Regions from separate parts of the Homo sapiens genome. Here region 2 is linked to region 1. A link is a loop called in an ENCODE intact Hi-C map of the cell type or tissue named here. Cell type or tissue: sigmoid colon. All regions are shown on one strand. Each heading gives the region's core, and the rest is flanking DNA. Links, peaks and the distances in the headings are about the cores only.

Evidence for each region. Hi-C counts contacts between places; a loop is a spot of excess contacts. Peaks named below come from ENCODE experiments on the same cell type or tissue, not always from the same donor. Only the 100,000 strongest peaks of a DNase experiment are listed, where the experiment ranks them.
Region 2: a loop joins it to region 1, with 4 times the contacts of the local background. A loop is called at or near these places in 2 of 110 quality-filtered maps.

What each region holds. Positions count from the first base shown.
Region 1 is chr17:74,038,758-74,050,271 of GRCh38, forward strand. No RefSeq gene overlaps it. Among named protein-coding and RNA genes, the nearest start is that of LINC02074, 68 kb to the right of the region's middle. RefSeq lists an enhancer at 2,408-2,908. In sigmoid colon, for the core only: no CTCF peak of the experiment used is centred there; a DNase peak (open chromatin) is centred at 4,174.
Region 2 is chr17:74,098,562-74,110,075 of GRCh38, forward strand. LINC02074 (long intergenic non-protein coding RNA 2074) reads right to left here. Exons shown (of 5, transcript NR_184085.1): 2 at 8,319-8,420. Among named protein-coding and RNA genes, the nearest start is that of LINC02074, 8.6 kb to the right of the region's middle. In sigmoid colon, for the core only: no CTCF peak of the experiment used is centred there; no DNase peak of the experiment used is centred there; H3K27me3 peaks cover 3,441 bases.

The DNA.
Region 1 (11,514 bases), core at 1,153-9,152:
AAGCTTTTTTTTTCCTTTTTGAGTAAGGATCCCTACATTTTCATTTTATTTATCTTTTATTTTTGTTTTTTTGTTTTGTTTTGTTTGTTGGTTTTTATTGAGACCAAGTCTCACTCTATTGCCCAGGCTGGAATGCAGTGGCCCAATCTCAGCTTACTGCAACCTCTGCCTCCCAGGTTCAAGCGATTCTCCCGCCTTAGCCTCCCAGGTAGCTGGGACTTCAGGCGTGTGCCATCATGCCCAGCTAATTTTTTTATTTTTTTTTAGTAGAGTCAGGGTTTCACTATGTTGGCCAGGCTGGTCTCAAATTCCTGACCTCAAGTGATCCTCCCACCTCGGCCTCCTAAAGTCCTGGGATTACAGGCGTGAGCCACCACACCCGGCCCCATTTTAAATTGGGCTCTACCAACTATGTAGCTGAGCCTGCCCACTGCTTTCAGGGCAGGTTTGGGGGTGCTTCACAGGGCTCCCCCAGCCCTCTGATCAGCTGTGACTACTACGTTCAATCATTTGACAGACACATCGAACCCTGCTATGTGCAAGGCTCTGGATGAGGTGATATGGGGGATGGAGGGATGGAAGTCACATACCCCTGAAAAAACCACAACCTCAGGGCTCGATTGCTCCCTCTCTGCAACTGTGCATGTGTTTTTAAATAATAAATGTAGAGAAAGAGATACTCATGCCAATGTCTCAAGCCTAAGCCCTGGCTGACATCTACTTAGCTGGGGAGGTGAGGAGAGAGTGACCCAGTGGGGGCAACTTGGTAGCAGTTCAGACCCAGCAGGATCAGCCTGGTCCTTAAGTGTAGAGTAGTTCAGTGGTGCTGCCCTGAGGTGGTTAAATATAAAAGAGCTAAATCAGAGCTAGTTAAGTTCCTGGTTCTGCTACTTACTATGTAACTTTTCGAGTTTATTAAAGTCTCAGCTTTTACTTTTCTCTGCCCTTGAATCAAGCAAACAAAAAATGTGGATTAAACAACATAGAATGGGCCGGGCATGGTGGCTTATGCCTGTCATCCCAGTACTTTGGGAGGCTGAGGCAGGCAGATCACCTGAGGTCAGGAGTTCGAGACCAGCCTGGCCAACATGGCGAAACCCCTTCTCTACTGAAAATATAAAAATTAGCCTGTTGTGGTGGCAGGAGCCTGTAATCCCAGCTACTCAGGAAGCTGCACCAGGAAAATGGCTTGAACCCAGGAGGTAGAGGTTGCATTGAGCTGAGATCACACCACTGCACTTCAGCCTGGGCGACAGAGGGAGATTCTGTCTCAAAAAAAAAAAAAAAAAAAAATGTAGAATGTCCATTAGCAGGTGTGCAGAAGCAGGAAGAGTGAGGGATGAGGAGAAGCCAACAGAGAGTGCATCAAATAGCATCCCTGCTGTGGCAACTGACCTCAGTTCTGCTGGGGAACCAGGCAGCATGGGCCTCGGAATCGCCCCCCAGAAGATCAGGAGGCTGAGACATTCATCCACCACCTCCCACCCCCAAGGATGTCAGCTCCCCTGCATTTCTGGGCTGCCATGCACTCCAGGTGGCAACCCCAGCAGCTGGAGGAAAAATCCAGAATATAAAAGGAAAGCACGCGATGGTGCCAGCCGTGGGAGCTTGTGAGTGTACCTGGACACTGCCCACCACAGCTAGGGCTGAAATTCCAAGTCAGCTGGAGGATATGACACAGGACACCAAACCATCTGCTTCCAAGGCCCAGCTATGACAGGGAGCTGGCCGGCGGGTGGGGCCCAGGCCTCCTCAGGGTGGTTACATACAACAGGATGGAGGCGAGAGGTTGCAGCAGGGCAGGCAAGAGCCAGCACTCACCAGTGGAGAGGAGGAGCCCACGCCTGTCCTAGAGCGAGCCCCGGCACCAACTCCAGCAACATCATCCTCAGGTTTTCCAGAGCCTGGTGTTCAGGCCCCTCCTTGGAACACCTGTGGGGACTGGGAGGGCAGCCCAGCAAGGCCCCACTGATCAACGCGGAGACTTCCCTGCTGGGTCTAGTTGATTTTCACCCAGCTTTCTGGGAGTAGAGCTGTTCCCAGAGCTTCCCTAAGCTTGTGCCCAGATGGCAAATCATGATCCTGCGAAACAGAAGGAGAAATGGTGCGCACATGTGAGCAGGTGAATGGATGCGGGGCCGAGGAGCCTTGCCTGAGTGCAGGACGGCTGGGCTCCACCCTCAGCTCTGCCCCCACCACGCTGTGTGATGTCCCAAGAGCTTGTGACAAGAGCTAACACTGATTGAGCACTCACTCTTTGCCAGGCACTACCCTGGGCGCCTTACAAGGGCGAATCCATTTAATCTCTGCATCGTCTCTACCCCCACTTTACAGATTAGCAGCCTGCAGAATAGAGACGTTAATTGGTTTGCCTAAGGGGACAGCTGGGATCCAGAGCCCTGTCTGATGCAAAGGCACATTCTTCTCTGTAAAATGGGCCCAAAGACCTCTGCTCTGATAACTGCACTGGGCTTTGGCCTTTAGTGAAATCAGCAAGTGGAAAGTGATTGGAAAGGAGAACGCAGACCACACCACACAGGCAAAGAACCACAGTGTGTGCTGACAATGGAGTTCCGCCTGAGCAGAAAGAGAATGGAAAGCGAGAAATGGAAGACAAACCTCAGCAGACTTCCAGGCATTGGGTTCCTGGCTTGCTCCTCCACCACCAGCTACTGTCACCACCCTAAGTCTAAGAGTCCATCACCTCCCATTCTCACCCCAGGGGAGATGGAACCAGTGGGCACAGCTGGTGGAGAAGGGCACTGATGGTGAGTACAGCCCATCAGAAGGCATTCCCCGGGGGATCCACAGCCACATTCCCCAGGCTTCTGAACCAGGACGCCCCAGAAGTTACAGTATGTGGCTTGTACGCTGACGACAGTGGTGATACAATGACAACAGGCCTGCAGACATCCACGGCTCTCCTGCCTGCCCAGCCCTGGAAGCCAGCCTCAGAGCCGGCTCATTCAGAATGGCCATGCCCTCCTAGGAGAAACACCTTCCTCTCTCTGTCCCTGCATGGGGTAAAAGGATCCAAACCCCCTAACAAAGATAGTTCCTGGGCCTGGCTGCACCCAAGCCCTAGCCAAACCCAGAGGCCGCCCGGGACCATTTTTTAATTCTTTTGCAATCAGCACTTTCCTTTCTTCATTTGCTGGTTGAATAATGCAGCCTGTAAGAAAAGGGCCCTCAGCACAATTCTGGTGCTCGTTTACAATGGAAATTGGGAAAACGGCGAAACGCGTACTGCAAAATGCATTTAAAAGAAGATGATTCAATTGGATTTGGCAGCTCCGATATTCAGGACCAGAAGGAGAAAATCTGTCTATGATTTGAACATGTATAATTAAGAAGAAAGCCTTAAGTACCGGGTGCATTTCTTAAGATGTCACCGGCTCTGTTGACTCCAGGCGTTTTGATCAGTGGTGTAGAGCATTTATTTCTGAAATCTGAATAGCTATGAGTGAGGCGCCTTTTTAAAACCAGCACTATGGAGCCAAGCCCTGACATGGCACAGCTCGTCAAATGGGGTGAAGGTAGAAGGAGCAAGGAGGGAGAGCAAAGGCCCCTCTGGACCCAGCTCTGATCCTCCCCCAGGGTGTACCCCCAAACCTTGCAGACCGAGGTTCAGGCAAAATTAGATCCATTTGGTGTGTCCTATTTTGGTTCTTCTGCTGCTGCCAATGGAAGTGCCAGCGCCCTGGGAACCGTTCCATCCTGAAAACAGAGAGCTTGCTTTGAATGTTGGAAATGTTTTAAAAAGGCAACTAGTATTGTGGAAAAAGCCATGCAGTGGTTACCAGAGGAAGGAGGCTCAAACCCCATCTCCACCCTGGCTAATTGTGGGAGCTTGGGCAGGTTACTTAGCCTCCCCCAGTCTCAGCATCCTCATCTCTAAAATGGTCTAAGTAATAGACTCTCCCTCATAAGACAGAACAATTAGACGAGGTTATCCGTACAAATCCCAGTATCTGACACGTGAGCAGTGCCCACTGTACGTGATTTATCGTTCTTATTATTCTCTTCAGCCCTCTCTCAAGCCACCCAAAATAACTGCATGAGCCCAACTCAGCTCACTCTCTGGGCCCTCCGAGAGTCTGCGTGGAAAGCAGGATGTCATGAAAAACCTCACTTGCAGTGCGAGATGACTCAGTGAGGGAGTTGCTGGCAGCCCAAAGCCTTCTCCATGGAGAGCTGGAGGCTTCGCAGGAATGACTCACAGGTGGCACAGTGGGACAGAAACCTGAGGCTGAGATGAGTCACATGACAATAGCTGTCATATGGCTTGTTGGCTCATCATCCTAAGCAGGACTGGAATCTTCTGAGATTTCTAGGGTCCCCTCTCTTTTCTCTTTCAGATGGGGAGAGGAAAGAGAAGGATGAGAAACTGGTGTGAGCCCTGGATGTTCTTCTTAGAGGCCTGGCCTACTCCAGGTAGAATGTGGCCAGACTGTGTTTGACAAAGCCACCCCTTCCCTCCACTCCCTAAGCTGCCCGCACTTTTCTTGGGGAGGGGAGGCAGGGAGGAAGGATGGGGGGAAGTCCAGGGGAGGAAAAGGAAGAATCTTTCATGCAGGAAATAGTTGCAGGTTTCATAACCACACATTCAGGACACACCTGTTGCAAGACTAAGGAGGAACTGATGCTCAGTACTCCCATGATGTCCAGCGGATGGGAGGCTAACCTGGCTGGTGTGGGTCCCACAATGCCAGAGCTGTTGGCCAACCACCAGGCTCACCAAGCAAGAAGACCCTGCAACAGGAATCAGAAGTCAAAGAGCACCCAGCCATGGACAAATGGGTGATACCAGGAGGGTCCCAGAGGTCACAGCCTGCTGGCAGGCTCTAGGGTTCCCAATGACCTCCATCAGATATGGGGGGCATCACCTGGCCTTCAGCAATGGACTGCTCCAAGGCCCCTGAGTGACCACACTCCCTGGGGCTCTGGCCAGTACCTCTCTACACATACAGGCAGCCCACCCTGTAGATGTACCCAGCCCTGATTCCCAAGGCCAGCAGCACGGCACCGTGTGACCCAAAGATTCTAGCCACCTGGTTCCTAGTGAGAAGCCACAGCCCCAAGTGGTCTGCTCATGTATCAGGGAAGAACTCCTTGCCAGCAAGAGTTACAGCTGGAAACATCAGGCACAGTCTCAGGCCAGTTCTGCACAGGTGGGGAAACTGAGGCTGGCCTTGGCTCAGCAGAGAGCTAAGGCACAGTGAGAATCCAACACTACCGTCATGCCTAGTTCTGGACCAGACCATCGGGCCACGCTGCCTGCCTGGATGCCAGGGTGTTGGAGTTAATGTAGATGGCTTCAAGTCCTCCAGCTCTACCCCTTGCCAGCTGTGCAGCCTTTGGAAAGTTACTTAGTTTCTCTTTGCTTCTGTTTCATCACCTGTAAATGGGGCCAAAGTGCTTTCCTCAGAGGTGTGCCAAGAATCTGGCCTGGCAGAGCAGGTACTAAGTAAATATTCACTTTCTTTCTTCTTCTTTTTTTTTTTTTTTTTTTTTTTGAGATGGAGTCTTACTCTGTCGTCCAGGCTGGAGTGTAGTTGCACAATCTTGGTTCACTGCAACCTCTGCCTCCCAGGTTCAAGTGATTCTCCTGCCTCAGCCTCCTGAGTAGTTGAGATTACAGGCACGTCCCACCATGCCCAGCTAATTTTTTTGTATTTTTAGTAGAGACGGGGTTTCACCATGTTAGCCAGGATGGTCTTGATCTCCTGACCTCATGATCCGCCTGTCTCAGCCTCCCAAAGTGCTGGAATTGCAGGTGCCACCATGCCCGGCCCCCCTTTTATTTTCTGAGTTTTTCACTGGTCCCATCTGCTTCCCTCTCCTTCCTCAAAGCTGCTTAAAGCTCAGCAACAGCCCTGCCTCTGAGATGGCTCAGCCTTTAGTGCCACGCATGCTCAGTGATACCCCCGTGAGTCTGACGGTGAGGACTTCGGCAATTGCATCTGACCTGGAGGTAAAGCCCAGAAATATAGGCAAGGAAATGCTCTGTGAATATTAAGGAAGGTCCAATAACTTCATCCCCTAAAAGACGTAAGAAGAGGCCCTTGGGTTTGCCACTTGACTGGGACTCACATCTCTGCCCCCTTTTGGCTGGGAATGAGTATGTGGCCAGTCTGGTCCATGAGACCCAAGGAATCTGTTGAAAGTCTACAGAAATGAACTGTCCTGCCTCATTTAAAAGAGCGAGGGAGAGAGTGAGAGAAGGGAGGCAAGGGGCAGCCCTTGCTGCCCCTGGCTATCTGTGCACATGGATGGGTGAAGACAGAGGCTTGGGGCTGCTGCCGCCATCTTTTTTTTTTTTTTTTGAGACGGATCTCGCTCTGTCGCCCAGGCTGGAGTGGCACGATCTCGGCTCACTGCAACCTCCACCTCCCAGGTTCAAGCAATTCTTTGCCTCAGCCTCCCAAATAGCTGGGATTACAGGCACATGCCACCATGTCTGGCTAGTTTTTGTATTTTCAGCAGAGATGGGGTTTCACCATCTTGGCCAGGCTGGTCTCAAACTCTTGACCTCATGATCCACCTGCCTCAGCCTCCCAAAGTGCTGGGATTACAGGTGTGAGCCACCGCACCTGGCTTGTTGCTATCTTTTAATGCAAAGGGAAGACTGAGAAAACTGCAAAGAGGCCGGCCAGAGCCCTGGCATCACCACACTGCTGAAGCCACCCCAGAGCACTCGCCTCCAGAGTCTTGTGTGAGGAAATAAATGATTTAAGTCCGTTCTAGCTGTATGTTGTTACTTGCAGCAGAGCACACCCCCTTTCCAAGCCCTAACGGGCACAGCTATCAAGTCAAGAGAGGAATACTGCCAGCGTTGGAAGGTTGCCATGAGAAGGTTCACATGACACCTGTGAATTGTGCAGCAGTGTGCAGCATGCAAAGGACGCCCACAACACGTGGCCCCTCTTCTCTTTAGCCAAACCTAAACTTCATGCCTCCAAAACCAACTAGTCCTATGAGGCAAAAAGGGCTCTTTCCGGAGCCCAGCCCAGGCGCCGAGGCAGCCACCCAGTGGCTGGGATTTAGAAGAAGCCTCACTGACTCAGCAGCAACAGAGCTTCTGCCTCCAGGCTCCGAATGCCACTGCCTGCCCAGAGGCCCAGGGAGACCGAGAGCAAACAAATGAGCTCTTCGAATGGCAGCGAAAGTGTCAAGGAAGTCAACCGCAGAGGCCATGAACATCTGACCCCTCCAGAAAGTGCTGGTGTGGAGAAATGCTAGTGCAGCTTCATTTTCAGCCTCTGATTTCATTAATAAGATAATGATGAGCCATTTAACTTTGCATCTGAAGAGTGAAGCAAATTACCTGTGTCTACATTGCTTAATGACGGAGGCACTAACAGGACCTTTGCCGCCTGCTGGAACCGAAACTGACCTATTGCAGGAGGCAATTTTATGCTCTTGGGTTTGCCACTTGACTGAAGCCATTCATCAGGCCGGGAACTCACCACCCTCCCCAACACACACTCCACATTAGCTCCGTGTCCTCTGCTGCACGCTGCCCCTCTCCCTAACGGACGCAGGCTTTTTTAACCCAATGATCCTGCTACCATTAGTTATTTCCCGGACATGAACCACTGGGCCCTCATTAGCCAACTCTCAGGTATCCAGGTGTGAATTTTCCACTTTGGCAATGTTTCCCCGGAGAAGTATTCATCTGAGCCAAGCCATGTCCTGGACTCCATCTTCCCATCAGCAGGAAATACCAACACCGCCCGTGGCCTTCTGAGCCAAAGATGATGAGAGAAATCAAGACGCAGCCAACCACAGAAGTCTTCCAAAGGCCAGAGAGGCTCTTTTGGATTTTTCATTGTTTCAGGTCCATAGATTTTTTCATTTCTTTTAATTAAAGTAGAAGTTCCATACAGTAAAACTCACGCTTTCTAAAAGGGAATGGCTCCGAGAGTTTTCACAAGTGCATACAGTTGTGTGGCCACCAAGACAGGCAAGACACAGAACAGTTCTGTCACCCCAGAGAGTTGCCTTGCACCTTCTATGGTCAACCTCTCCTCCCACTCCCAGCCCCTGGCCACCACTGATCTGTTTTCTTTCCCTATAGTTTGGCCTTTGCCATCATGTCATATACACTGGGAAGCCCTTTGATTCCAGCGTCTTTCACTTAATCACCTGCATTTAAGATGGATCCAGGCACTTTTGTGCATCAGTAGTTGGTTCTGTTTTGGTGCTGAGTAGAAGTTCACTGTATGGGCCGGGTGTGGTGGATCACGCCTGTAATCTCAACACTTTGGGAAGCCAAGGCGGGCGGATAACTTGAGGTCAGGAGTTCGAGACCAGCCTGGCCAACATGGTGAAACCCCCTCTCTACTAAAAATACAAAAAATTAGCTGGGCATGGTGGTGGGCACCTGTAATCCCAGCTACTCGGGAGGCTGAGGCAGGAGAATCGCTTGAACTTGGGAGGCAGAGGTTGCAGTGAGCCGAGATCACACCATTGCACTCCAGCCTGGGTGACAAGAGTGAAACACCATCTCAAAAAAAAAAGAAGTTCACTGTATAGACAAACCACAAGCTATGGATGAGGCCCAAGGGTGTTCACTGAGCACCCACCTACCCTGAGCCAGGTACTTGAACATACATTATTTCAATTAATCTGCAGGAAAAACTGTGAGGTAAGTACTCCTTTTTTTTTTTTTTTTTGAGATGGAGTTTTGCTCTTGTCGCCCAGGCTGGAGTGCAATGGCATGATCTCGGCTCACTGAAACCTCCGCCTCCCAGGTTCAAGTGATCCTCTTGCCTCAGCCTCCTGAGTAGCTGGGATGCCAGGCATGCGCCACCATGCCCAGTTAATTTTTTGTATTTTTAGTAGAGACGGGGTTTCACCATGTTGGTCAGACTGGTCTTGAACTCCCAGCCTCTGGTGATCTGCCGGCCTCAGCCTCCCAAAGTGCTGGGATTACGGGCATGAGCCACCACACCCAGCCAGTAGGTACTCCTCTATCTCCATTTTGGAGGTAAGAATAGGGCCATGCAGCTAGAAAAAGAAGGGATGGGCCAGGGACAGCCACGAGCACCATGGAGAGGCCATCCACTCCATCATTCATTCGTTGGACAAGCATCTCCTGGAGCCCTTTCGCAGGACAGGGCACAGTGCTGGGTGCAATGGGGAAGCACATACAGCCCTGCACAGAGGGGGTTACAGTCGAGGACTGTGCTTCCACCTGCCCTGCAGGGTGAGCCCACTGGACTTTCTTGTACCTGAGGCTGAAGACGCCACATTTGGTGAGTGTGTGGCCCACATAAGGTGATCCTCCTGGTATGTGTAGGGAGAGAAAAGACTCAGCCTTCTGTAAGACCCTGGGGAATCGGCAGCAGGAAGCGCAAGAAAGGCGATCGGAGACGTGTTTTCTCAGCACATTTGTGCTCTGAAAACAATGAAATTGCAGGTTTCACTAGACAGACATGCCAGCCACTGCCTGCAAGTAAATATAGCGATCCCTGAGGCTTGCTGCCCTCCAACACCAAGTCTCTGTCGTTTGGACTTGGGCCACAAAACCACAGAGAGGATGGTGGGGGGAGTAGCAGGGGTCGGGAGGAGGAAGTGGTCTAGGCATCACTTCCTGGCTTTTTCCATCCCTGTTCCAGGCACATGGCCCTGAGGCTCACCAACCTGCTGGGGAAGATGGCACCCACTTCATGGCCTGCCATTATCAGCCATACACACGCCTGGGGTCATCCTCTGACCGATACAGTGTAAGCAACAATTTGCTGGATGTATAGATTTCCAGGGGGAAGAGGCAGCAGTGGCTGTTGTCCCACAGCTCTGCCTAGGGGTGTGGGCTCCAGCGTTTTTGGCCTAGATCATAAGAGGGAATCCCTAAATAGAGGCTTTCAGGGTGGGGATGGAGAAGGCTCTGGCTCATTTCCTCCTGAGAGGCCCCCGGTAGAGCAGTCCACTGGGCTTCTGAAGGCTCCTCAGGAAAGTGCACAGTTTGTATTTGTTCTCAGCTCCTAGCCAAGTGCCTGGTTTAATAAGCAGCTTTTGAGCAATAATGAATGAATGAAAGGAAGAAGGGAAAGAGAAAGACAAGGAGAGAGGGGGAGAGGGAGGGAGAGAAAGAGAAACCCCTAGAGGCAATCCTTTCTGAGTTTCTTAGTAAACAGAGAAAAATCTTAAGCTTACCAGCTGGAGAAGAGCAGGAATTTGGGGTTCCAGTGCCGAACCCCCATTCTACCACCTGTTAGCTGCACAAGTTACTTTACTTTTCATAGACTCGGTTTCCTTGTCTATACGACAAGGATATGGATACTTCTCTCTCAGGGTCTGGGGGAGGATTACATGAGATCATTTTAGACCTCAGCCTAATGCCCGGCATGGAATAACCGCCAATCAAAAGTAGCTATTGCTGCTGCTCTTCTGACTTTAGCAAAAGAGGCCTCCTGGTTCTGGCCTGAAAGCAGGGCAGGCCATGCCGTGGCCGGGACCCCCTGGTGAGAATGGACCCTCTTGGAGACTCTGACTTCATTCCTGCCCAAGCTGCAGGACAGCTGTCCCTGCTGGCAGCTCCATGTGCATCTGGAACTCTCTGAGCACCAGGCTTTGTGTGTGTCTGGATTAATTGCTTTCTCCACCCCCGCATCTCTGCCCACCTGCAAGTGGGAGGCTGAGGTGACTGGGGACCTGCAGGTTTTGGTGGAGCCCCTGGCCCCTCAGGCCTGAGCTTGAGGAGAGATGGAGAAGGACTTTATTAAGATGGATGTCAGAGCTCCAGTCGGCCCTCATCCTGCAGCTTACGCTAAATTATTAAACGTCGGCAAGGACGCCAGGGGCTTTGCCATTTGTTAACAGATGGCTCTCAACTGAATCTCTGTGCATCATCTTGATGTGATATGTACAGGGGATTGGGCACAGCCCGGGGATGCAGCACTGGAGGAGGAAAAGGCATTGCGGACCCCCGTGGAGACTGCCCACCTTGTCCCTGCAAGCTCCTGTCGGGTTCACTCACCTGTGTCAGTTTTGCTTCTTGTCCCCCTGCTAAGGGGCTCTCTGAGTCCAGCGGGGCACCAGACCTGCCCAGAGCAGCAACTGTAATAATTAATGTTGCATGAGGGTCTACTTGGTGCTCAGCATTTCCCTCGCATTTCTTATTTAATCTCCACAGTGAGCCTGCAAGGGAGGTGTCATTCACATCCCTTTATAAATGAGCACGTGGGACCCAGAGTGGCTTATTGCCCAGTGTTGCACACTCACTAAGTGACAGAGCCAGGGCTAAGATCCATGTCCCTCTGACATCTCCAGCCTAACCTCTCCACTGTGCTGCCCCCTGGGCCCCTGGCCACCGACTCTGAAACCCTCCCCAGCTCCCCTTGGCCTGAGAGTGCCCAGGGAGAATCACCACTGGCGACTTCCTATGCTCACATCCTCCCTGGAGGCCCAAAAAGGGAGGAACAGGGAAGAAAATGCTGGAACGAGCTCAGCCCTCCTCTCTGGACATCCCCCGCTTCATGTGGGTAGGACCCAGAGGATGACAACGGG
Region 2 (11,514 bases), core at 1,782-9,781, 60 kb after region 1:
CACACAATCAACACACTGACATACACAGACGCACTCACACACTCTCATGCTCACCAGACACACTCATACACGTGCTTATTCCTTCAGATACAGACACATGGGCGCCTATTCAAACAGATGCACTCACACTGACACACACAATTTACAGACACATTCATGCAGATGCACACTTACACATGCAACACTTTCACAATTCACCCACACATACTAACACTCAGACACATTCATTCTCACACGCACTCACTCAGACCACTTTCATTCACTTTCACACATTCACTCACACATGCACATTCACACACACACATTCAGTCACGTATGCTCTCACCCACACTCTGACTCAGTCTCACACATACTCAGATGTTGTCTCACATTCACACACATTCACACACTTGCTCACACACACACACGCACTCACATATGGTCCCACTCACACATACGCTCACACACATTTGCACACACACACGTGCTCACGTTCACACGCTTTCTCACATATGCTCTTACATACTCTCACACACACACTCCTCCGTCACGTAGTCTCTTTGAAGGTCCAGATGGTACCCCCCACTGCCTCCACACAGGCCTTACTGAGAGCACATTGTGGGTTTGCTCCCCTGGCTCCACAGGGGACACGGGGCCACCTGGCTGCATCTCCCTCCTGGCTGGGAAAGTCTCACACTGTCCCCTCCACTCCCCTCCAGGCAGGATCACCTTAGCCTGAGCATCCCAGTGGGAAAGATTCTGTCTTGTTTCTAAGGCCTCCAGAGAAAATGCCCAGGGAAAGCAAGGAGAGAGAAGAAGGTGTCTCTAAACTGCCTGGCAGCCAAAAGCACATCCTCAATGAAGGTGTCCCTGTCCCGTCGCCCTGCCTGAGAATTCCTAGACTGTGGTTGCAACTGTGCACCCCCAGACCATCTCTGCACCCTCTCTGAGTCCTTCTCTCCACCTGCTTGGTGGAAGTCAACATGCCTGCCTCGAGGGCCACCCAGGGGACACCAGGAGAGATCAAATGGCACCCAGCACAGAGCTGCCCACTCAGGGACAGGTCGACGAGGTCGACTCCATTTCCCTCCTGCAGAGATCACAGCTGGGAGATGGTGGACTCCCACGTGAAATCAGAGGAGAGCGATCCCTGGGCAGGGTCTGCCTTGTCAGCTGCATGATCTGTCCTGGCTGAGGCAGGGAACCTCGGATCATTACCACCCTCAAAGCTCACTCCCCAGAGTCCAAAAAGGAAAGCCACTTTAACTCCCCTGCGTGGTTTGGAAACCCAGACATCAAAGCCTTTCACTGCCTGTGGGCATTTTCTACCCCCTCCCTATGCTCGGCTCTTCATCCACCCTTCCTTCCCCCTGCAGGCCTCCTGGCCCTCCTCAGTGGGCCCCTATGCCTTTGCTCTTCTCCCTCCTGGAATGCCCTTCCCCTCCTCCGCTCAATCAACAAGACCTTTCCAACAGTCGTCTCTGCCATGAAACCCCTGCAAGCCACAGTCCCTCAACCCTGGTTCCTAACCAGGCCCTCCGCATACCCCCTAGCCTGTCCCATTGCCCCCGGCTGGATTTTGGCTTAGGATCTAGCTCCAAGAGACCCAGGTCCTGGAGGGCACAGGTCTTGTGTAGTGGACCCACTGCTACAGCCAGGCCTGGCTCAGTGGCAGGGCACATCCGGGGTCCCTTTGGATGGCACTGAAGAGGCCACGTGAACGGTTCCCTCATTCCCCTGGGAATCTGTCTGCTCTTGGTCTCCCTCCAAAACATCCACTTCTCCTTTCAGACACCATCCCTTTTCTGTTAGTTGATATTTATGGGTAATAAGCCAAGCACATCCAAGCCGAGGTGAAATGCCTCTTGAAATAAATACTCTCCCCAGCAAACAGGTCCATCCATCCAGGCAGGATGGGCTTTGCTGGCAGCCAGGGAAGGGCAGGCAGGAGCCCTGGGAGCAGGAGGGAGAAGGGGCTTCTGGGGACTCTGAGGGATGAAATAGGGTGGGGTACGGGGAGAGGTGGGCGCGTCACCGCATTTGGCACTGTCATCAAAAGTAGAAATGGAAGGTATCGCTTCTCAACCCCTCAGACTCCCATCACGGCAGAGATGAAGCAGGTCATTTTAAAGGCTGGCTCTGGAGTGGCAAAGACAGACCATGCAGTGCAGAAGCCTCTCTATGTAAGTGGGGAGGGTGAGGAGTCAAGGTCACTGAAAGTCAGCAAAGCCTCCGTCCATGAGTGCTGGGGCTAGGATGGTGCTAGGACATGAGGGGAGCCTGGGCCAGGCTGCAGAGGTCCAGGACATGGATGGGGCTGTCCATGTGAGCTGGGGCTCATCAGAGGTCATCAAGCCCCCTGCCTCACCTCTTAGCGGGACCACCTCACTAAACCCATCCTCAGTTTATGGCAGCCTCTCCTGGTGTCAGTTTCTTCTCAGGGAAAGGGTCATTCAGTGGGGCCGTGCAGGGCAACACTGAGCTCCACACCTAAGGGATGGAAAAATAACTCCAGCTTCTAAATATGTCCCCTCCCATGAGGACTGTAGCCTATTTCTACTTCCGGAGGTGACCTCTCCTCTGTTACAGATTCATAGGACCTGGTCCGTGCAGAGAGCTTCACCCCAACACACATTCTCAAGTACGGCAGATAAACAGGTATTCCAGAACACACACACGCACAGGCATGTATGCACTTACACATGTGCACATATACACATGCACATATATACATACACAAACATGCATGCACACATGTATACACTGTCAAACTGCTCATAGAGATCCAAAGCTCCACTTGCACAGCCACACAATGAAACAAAACAATCCCACACTTCGTTCCTACTCTTAACTGCCAGAAAAGCTGGGGGTACCTTTCAGATGCCAGGGACAAAACCAGGAAGACAGGCGAGGCTCTTCTTCACCCACCTAAATTCCTTCCGACCATTTCTCAAAGACCCACAGCCCAGCCTTTTCATGCTGCTGCCCTTCACTCTTGCAGGGGACACTCATGGAGCCTGAGACTGCCAACCTCTTCCCCAAAGCCCACGAATAGAATATGGAAGGAAGGAAGGAAGGCTCTTAGACAAAGAGGTCAGGGTCCACTTCTCCGTTTGATCTCCCCAGCTGCAAAGGGGCAGTTCAGAGCTTGCTAGGCCTGCCTGGCAGGGGAGGGGAATGAAGGGGTGAGAAGTGAAGCAGGCAGCCAGCAGTGGCCAGCATCCTCTGCGGCATGAATATCAGGTCATGAAATGCAATTAGGGCTGCTTGTGCCTAACCTCCCTTCCTCTGCAGCTCCCCGTGACTTGGCAGACTATTTGGAGGACGTTCCAAGCTCCATTAGTTTAGCATCCTTTGACCTTGAGGGTCTGCTACTGAGCACACATCCAACTGGCTGCCTTCCATCTGCACTGGGGCAAGTAGGGACCAGGCTTTGTCACTTTTCTGAAGACCAAGCTCTTGGCTGAACCAGTCTCCTGAGGGTCTCCATCATCCTCCCAGGCTACAAGTGCCTCTTGTGTTTCGAGCTGGTGAGACCTCCTCTGCCCCCAAGCTCTATGGCACCAAGATGACCTGCAAGCCACTCCTCTCCTACAGAGTGGACTCCTCCACACGGGAAAGGGCTAAGCAGCTTCCAGCCTTTTGTGGAGTAGGTGTTTGATAAGAAGTATTGCATTCGTGGATGAATAAACGCACAGCCCTGGAGGAGAAGCCTCTTCATGCTCATCTCCTTTATTTTCTTCTTTCCTTCTCCTCCTGAAAGTCATATCCTCTCCTGCCTGTAAGCTCAGGTGCTGTGTTCTACCTGCTTGCCACACTACTCTACTGAGCAGGCTCCCGCTGCTCTGGAGGACACACTCCAGTATCTGTTCTTTGCTTTCTTCTCATGTCATTTCCTTTTCCTCAGGTCCACTCGGGAGGAGTTAAGATCAGGATTGGAGGAGGGGCCCTGCCGGTCCTTCCTCCTCCACACACTCCTCACCTCACCCCGCAGCTGGATAGAATAGTGCCTCTAGCTGGCCTCGCAGTGTCCGGCTGTCATCCACTCGACAGTCCCCAGGGTGCTTCCGGCCCAGGACGCCAGGCTCTGCACGGGGATCTCCACCCCACCAACCCCGCTTGTTTTCTGCACATCCATACCATCCTGGCTGAGTCTGAGAACTGGCCACAATGAAATGCATGACAGAAGAGGAAAGAGCCTTCCCCAAATTGTCAGACTGAGCCCCAGCCTCAAGTACAGAGAAGGGGATAAGAGAATTTCACCCTTGGGTCTTCTCAGCCAAAACCTTCTAGCACTGGAGGCAAGAGGAGGAGAAGACAAAGAAGAAGGGATCCTCTTTTCCCCCAAAACCCGGTGCTGACTTGAGCTTCCCCAGCCCTGCCTCCCAGGACAGCATCTCACCTTTCAGACCTCTCCCTACCACCTCCTTCCTGCCCACTTAGAAACCTGCTCTAGGTTAACCCTGGAAAGGAACAGGTAAGTAATTCATACTAGAGTGTGTATTACTAGAGTATGAATCACTCAACAAGAACTTGATACTCTCGCCCCAGGTGTGTCTTCCTGTGACAGGGGCTGATGTTTTCGACCTGGGAAGGCAAGTAACTTCCATCTCCCATGCCCGGTCTAGCTGGCCCCGGCTGCCTAGAGCACCCCGGGAAGACTAGGAAAGTCTTCTGAAGCCACCTCTGGGCTCAATGAGAAAGAGTACGCTGATCAATTGGTGATGTCTGCCATGGACACAGGATGGGGAGAGTCCTAGTAGGTTCACTCGGTATTTGACATTCCAGATTTAATTCAAAAGGACTTATGTAGTGAAATTCCAGAACTGTACATGAGCCCTGCTCTAATTAGGCCAATGAGGTGAGCAAAGGCTGGCTTGGCCAATCCTGGCTGTTTCTCCCACTCCCCACCTGCCGCAGTTGGCTAAACTGAAATCAGAGAGAAGGATGCTCTGCTGCAGCCACTGGGCTCCCAAAACCCATGCAAGGCACACTGGAAAGATGGGCAACCACTGGGGTCAAGCAAGGCTGAACTCTCTCTGGGCCAAAAACCGGGTATGGATGAGTGGCCATGGAAGAACTCTGCCCTTCTCCGTTCAAGGTCAGGGTTGGGTGAGGTATGTTTCTGATTTGATTCCTCCAGCCTGAACAGTGGTTCTCAGATGTCACCGCACATGGAATCACTTAGGAAGCTTTTTAAAAACAGATACCTGCGCTTCAGCCCCAGAAATGCTGGCTTAACTGGTCTGGGGTGCAGCCTGGGCTTACAGAAATGTTAAAATCTCCCTACGATTCTAATCTTTCAGCCAAGGTCGAGGCCACTGGGCTGAGTTTTGAGAAATCGTTTAGGCCAGTGTTTCTGAAACTAATATTCATTCAAATCACCTGGGATTGTGTTAAAATGAAAACTTTTATTAGACTGGGGTGAGGGCCCAGAGTCTTCATCTATAACAAGCTCCCCAGTGATACTGATGCTGCTGGTTCTAGGACCACACTTTCAGGAGGAAGGATTTAGGCCACTGGTTCTCAGAGTGCAGTCCCCTGACCTGGCAGCCTCAATATCACCTAGGAGCTCCTTAGAAATGCACCTTCTTGCGTTCTATCCCAACCTACTGACTTGGGAACTTGGGGGCACACACAAGTGTGGGAACCAATGGTCACTGAGAGGGGCCAGTCTCCTGCTTCCAGGACACACCTGTTCCCCAGGTCTGCAGGATGCCTTCAGAAGAGCCCTCTTAGATACAGCTCCCTTCCTGGTCCAGCCAGATGTGTGTTTGAGGGGTGGTGAGAACAAGTGTAAAGGAATTAATGAGTCCATATGTCAATTTTTGGCCAGGAATAAATGCACACAGTAAATGCACAAACGTCTAGTTTTCCAACCCTGAGGGAGAAGGAAAAAAGACACCTGAAAAACACCAGCAATGGAGAGATGAAATTCAATTCCAAACTAAAAATACACATAATTTATCATTATCTAGAAGGAGATTGGGTGAAGGCCATTAGCGGGTATTTTCTGGTTGATGCTGCTCTCAACAGCATGAGTGGCGAGCCAGAAGGGTTACTGCCCTACATTTCCCTTTGCTGCAGTTACGCAGCAACAACTCCAATGCACAGAAGGCCCCATGCTGCTTCCTCCCACCAGAAATGATTTCCCATTATCTAGTGGCTGGTGGGTAGAGGGCATCAGGGCTCCAAAGGTACCAGCCTCCTGAGGGGCAAAGCCACCTCTATTTCTCAGAAAAAGAACTTAAACCCAGCAGGGCTGCTGCAGACAGACTACCCCGGGGGCAGGGGCCCAGGGGTGGTAGCGGGGATGGAGTACTTTTCCACAGCGTCCTGGCATCCTGGGTCTGCCCAGGAAACTCTAGGGGCTTGGGCTTGGTGGAGAGGAAGCAGGAGCCTCCAGGATGACTGTGGCTGTCCCCACCTGTCCACTTCCTGGGATGCAAGGAGGCTTTGCAGAAGAATGTAAGTGCTGTTGCCCTGACAGGCAGATGTGAATCGGAACTAACCTCAGAATACAGGGGAAGAGCCCAAGAGAGGAAGTGGCAAGTTTCATGTACGCCAACATCCTGGAGCACCTGCTGCATGCCAGGCACTGGGGACACAGTAAGGAATGGGACAGAGTTCCTGCCCTCGTGTTGCACGCAACCCAACAGCCACCTGGTCAAGCTGCCACAGATGTGTTCACTCATCGGTAAGGACCAGGATGCAGCCTAGCTGTTGGGTGGCAAGGACACCTGGCTCCTGGAGCTGCCATGATCCCAAATGACCTTCATCCCAGTCTCCAGGATGCTGGCTGCATTTCTCTTCCTGTTCTTTCCTGACAGTCTGGCTGCTCCCAGATCCCCATGAGGTTTCTGTCTTCGTATTGCCTTGTCTGTCCATAAACCCCATTACATGAAATAGCCTGTGTCAGCCTCCGGGCCTAACAACCTAAAGCACCTCTTATCAGCTGTAGGTCAATCCCTTAAAATGCTGTTATGAAGACAAAATGAAAACCAGTCAACAAAAATGAAGAGTTGAAGGCAGCAAGTAAATTCAGCAAATGGACCCTTTGGAGGACTGGCCATGGGGTGCACTGGATTTCAGGAAAATGACCTTTGGGAAATTGGGCTACCTCACCTCAAGCTCCATGGAGCCCCAGGTCGCTTTTGGTCTTGGGCAAAGTCTCTTCTGGAAGCCAGGCAGGTGCTCTGTTCCTCACTCAGCCCCACACCCTGTGGCTTCCCAGAAAAGACCTCATTCCAGCTGTAGATTATACCCAGCCTTGACTCACTGAAGAAGTTCAGAAAAGACTTTGGAGCCTCGAAGAATGGAAAGGGGAAGGAAGAGATGCCTGAGAGGACAGCCTGTGAATACTGTCCCCCAGCACCTATTTAAGCCACGCAGTGGCACCTCCTCCCCACAACAGCAGCCCCCAGAGAAAGCTCCAGCTGTCCCCAGCCCTTCTTTTCCTGCCTGATCACGCAGGGCTGTCAGGGCACCGGTTGGAGATGAGGGACAAGCCAGGGTGCGCACCTGGCCCACTAACAAGTCATCCCCCTCTCTGTGCAATGACAACCCTTGTCCTATGAATTACGTTTTTTTTTTTTAATAGCTTTTGACAAATGGGGTACGTATACACCATGGAATACTATGCAGTCATAAAAAGGAATGAGATCATGTCCTTTGCAGGGACATGGATGAAGCTGGAAGCTGTTATTCTCAGCAAACGAATGTAGGAGCAGAAAACCAAATACCGCATGTTCTCACAAGTGGAAGCTGAACAATGAGAACACATGGACATGGGCGGGGGGGGGGGGGGCCTGTTGGGAGTTGGGATGGGGAAAGAGAGAGCATTAGGAAACATAGCTAAAAAGAAAATAGCCAATGCATGCTGGGCTTAATATCTAGGTGGTGGGTTGACAGGTGCAGCAAACCACCATGGCACACATTTACCTACATAACAAACCTGCACATCCTGCCCATGTACTCCACAACTAAAAATTACAATTAAAAAATAAATAGCTTTTGACACCTGGTACTGCTCGTCACAATTAGTCCTAAGAGTCCCCAAACTCCAGCCAGTGGTATCCCTAATTATTGGTGAATTATTGAACACCAGTAATTCACTCTGCTTTCCTGAGCTCAATCTTTGAGGGCAGGAGATGGCAAAGGTCTAGGAAATGACTTAAGAATCCCGAAGGAGACCCAATCTGACCCCCTGCCAAGCCTCCCAAGTCTACCGTGATCAAGTTCCTGCTCTCACCTCCTCCCTGAGACTGCCTGGCCAGGGGTCATGGCAGCTGCCAGCTGCTGGGTAGAACAGAACCTTCCAGCCCTTTGACCCCACTCACCTGTTCTAAAAGGGAGCAGACGCAGTGTTCTCTCTCCCTGCTTCTCGCAAGGTCACGTGATCCCATTTCCACCCCTCTAGCTGCTCCCTCCTCGTTGTCTTTCTTTGAAAGAAAAAAAAAAAAGCAACCTTAATGAGGTATAACTTAAACATCATAATATTCACCACTTTAAGTGTACAATTCAACAAATTTTAATGAATGTGTCATCAAAATTGCTCCAATTTGATGGTCCTCTTCCTCTGCCTCTGGATAAGAGCTGGTCTTCGTGCCGCACCTTCTGTGCCCGCGACGACACGTGTCCAGACCTTGCCGCTGAGTTCCAGGGACCTCAAATGCGGGACGTCACAAATTCCACTCACCAAACGGACTCCTCCTCTGCACTCCCTACCATCGTGGATGACACTGTCACCCACCCAGTGCCCAAGCAGACACCACCCAGCCATGACCCACCATCCTTAACGGGCCTAGAGCTCATGCTCTGCTCTTGGGCGACGCTGGCCAAGGCCACCATCATCACTCTGAGCTGGGTTCCCACAGCGCTGCCACCTGGTCTTCCTTCCTGCAGTCCCAGCCACCCACCCCCACCTCCAGTTGGCCAGCAAAGGCATCTAAGACACACATGCCATCACGCTGTGCCCGGTTTAACATCTTTTTTGAGACAGGGTCCAACTCTGTCACCAAGGCTGGAGTGCAGTGGTGCAATCACAGCTCACTGCACCCTTGACCTTCTGGGCTCCAGCGATCCTCCTGCCTCCGCCTCCCGGGTAGCTAGGACCACAGGCATGCACCACCACACCTGGCTAATTCTTGTATTTTTTGTAGAGACAGGGTTTAGCCATGTTCCCAGGCTGGTCTTGAACTCCTGGGCTCAAATGATCCTCCCACCTCAGCCTCCCTAGTAGCTGAGACTACAGGTGCGTGCCACCAGGCCCAGCTTTTTTTTTTTTTTTTTTTTTTAATTTTTTGTAGAGATAGGGTTTTCCCATGTTGCCCAGGCTGGACTCAAACTCCTGTTCTCAAGTTATCCGCCTGTCTCAGCTTCCCAAAGGGCTGAGATTAGAGGTGTGAGCCACTGTGCCCAGCCTTCACATCATCCAGCAGCTCCAGTGCCTGGGGTAAGGTCCAGTCCCCATGCTAAGGCTCTGCTGCCAGGTGTTTGGCTGAGGTCCCCTTGTCACCTTTGGAAATGCAACAGTTGTGGGTGGCCCCAGTCTCTGTCCCAAGAACATCAGCCCAGACCCTTGGTCAGAAAAGACTCAGAACAGATTCAGAGAAGCCACCAGTTCTCTCTGCCTCACAGTGTCCCACTGGGTCTGCCAAGTCTAATTCCGAATTGTATGAACTGACCACTGGTTTGGGCATCGACTCGTCCAAGCTTCAGAGACAAACAGCACAGGTTTCTGGGGCCCTCACCGCGCTGTAGCTCCCTTACCTCATCCACGTGCCGGGACTAATCGACAGCTTAGCCTCCCCACTCTCACCGGTTGCATTAAGACAGAGAGAGAGCAGCTGGCTTTGCATCTCCAATGGGTTAAAAAAGAGAAGGCAATTCCATTTACAAAATAGGATTACAATTTTGCAGAATCCTGCTGGGGCCTGGGGGAAACTTTGAAAACACATTCATTTTGTTTCATCCTTATCAGAGCCACCTGCTCTCCCTTCCCCCACACCAGCCATCTTGATTACTCAGAGACCAAGGCATGAGCAGGAGCTGCTGGTACCCCAGCCTGCAAAGGTGTCGCTGGGGCTCCTCAGCCATTTGGACTCCTGGCTGGGAGGCTCACGTCCTCGGTCAATAAAGTGCCCCTCTGGAGAGACAGAGGCACCAGCAGCTTTCCCACCACAGCAGGCCTGCTGAGACCTTGGCCCCTCCCCGAGACCTCCACAGAACCCTGAACCTACAACTGAGGAGGAATTGATCTTCCTCTGAAACTGTTTGTCTACAGGAAAAAAGAAACAAGCCAAAGAAAAGCAAGGGCAAGGGAATCAAGTTATTGCGACAGGTGTTCGGGCTCCCGAAATAATAAACATGTTGGGTAAGTTGCAGTCTCACTGTGGAAGGACTCATCTTGATGCAAAGCCTTTCTTCCCTGCACCAGAGGGGGAAAAAAACCATAGTAAACAGGAGGTGGGGGAAATCAATTCCTCATGCACGTTGCTCATTGAATGAGGGAATCTCAACCCAACTCTGTCCTTTCCTGTCTTCTATTAACTTTGTCAATTTCCCACCTCCTGAGTTGCTGGCTTTGCATGATGAGGTGGGTGAAGGTTTGGGGAGGTGAGCTGGAGAAAGTTGATGGCCCCTTGGGCTGGGCCATGGCCTTTTAACTCTATTATGTTGGGATGGGGGGCTTTGTCTCCAGATTGGCTGCAAGAAATCACAGAAAATGAGGGACCTTAGAGAGCACCTATTTCAACCACCTTATTTTACAGATTAGGAAAATAAATCTCGGGGAGTTTAAGGTCTCACCCAAGGTTGTTTAGCCATGAGCCACAGAGGCAGCCCATAAAAGAGCTAAATGAATGGCGAGTCCAGTGGGCAGGTACTGCCCCGGAGCAGAGGGAAGCGCTTCTGCAGCTCCTTGGATTTTGTTGCCTGAGGTCGAATAAAGAACTCTTAAAGGGATAATGGCTCAGTAACTCAGGTGCTAAAGTAATGGAAGCGAGAGGGAAGATCACCTCCTGACTCTCAATCTCTGGGGGACAGGGGGCGGTGGGAACGAGAAAGAATTGATGGGGGCCTCCTCCTGTGTCCCTGAACAAACAGAGCACTTGCAAGAAAAGTGCTTAGGAACTAATCACCCCTACGAGTGGGAGGGGTGCCCTTCAGATGGTAAATCTCCCCATTACCAAGGACGCTTCCTTTATTGTGGATTCGCAGTCTCCTCAGAGAAGCATCCAAGGAGCTTGGCATCTCCCTTGCTCCTGGTGAGACCGGAAGGCAGGCTGGTCCCCAGCTCTTCAGAGTGGAGCTGGGAAGAGCTGCAGCTGCCCCAACGCTGGGAAGTCACCAGTCCTTAGGGTTGCTACGTTTAGCAGATGAAAATTCAGGATGGGCCAGGTGTGATGGCTCACACCTGTAATCCCAGCACTTTGGGAGGCCGAGGCAGGTAGATCACCTGAGGTCAGGAGTTCGAGACCAGCCTGGCCAACACGGTGAAACCCTGCCTCTACTAAAAATACAAAAATTAGCTGG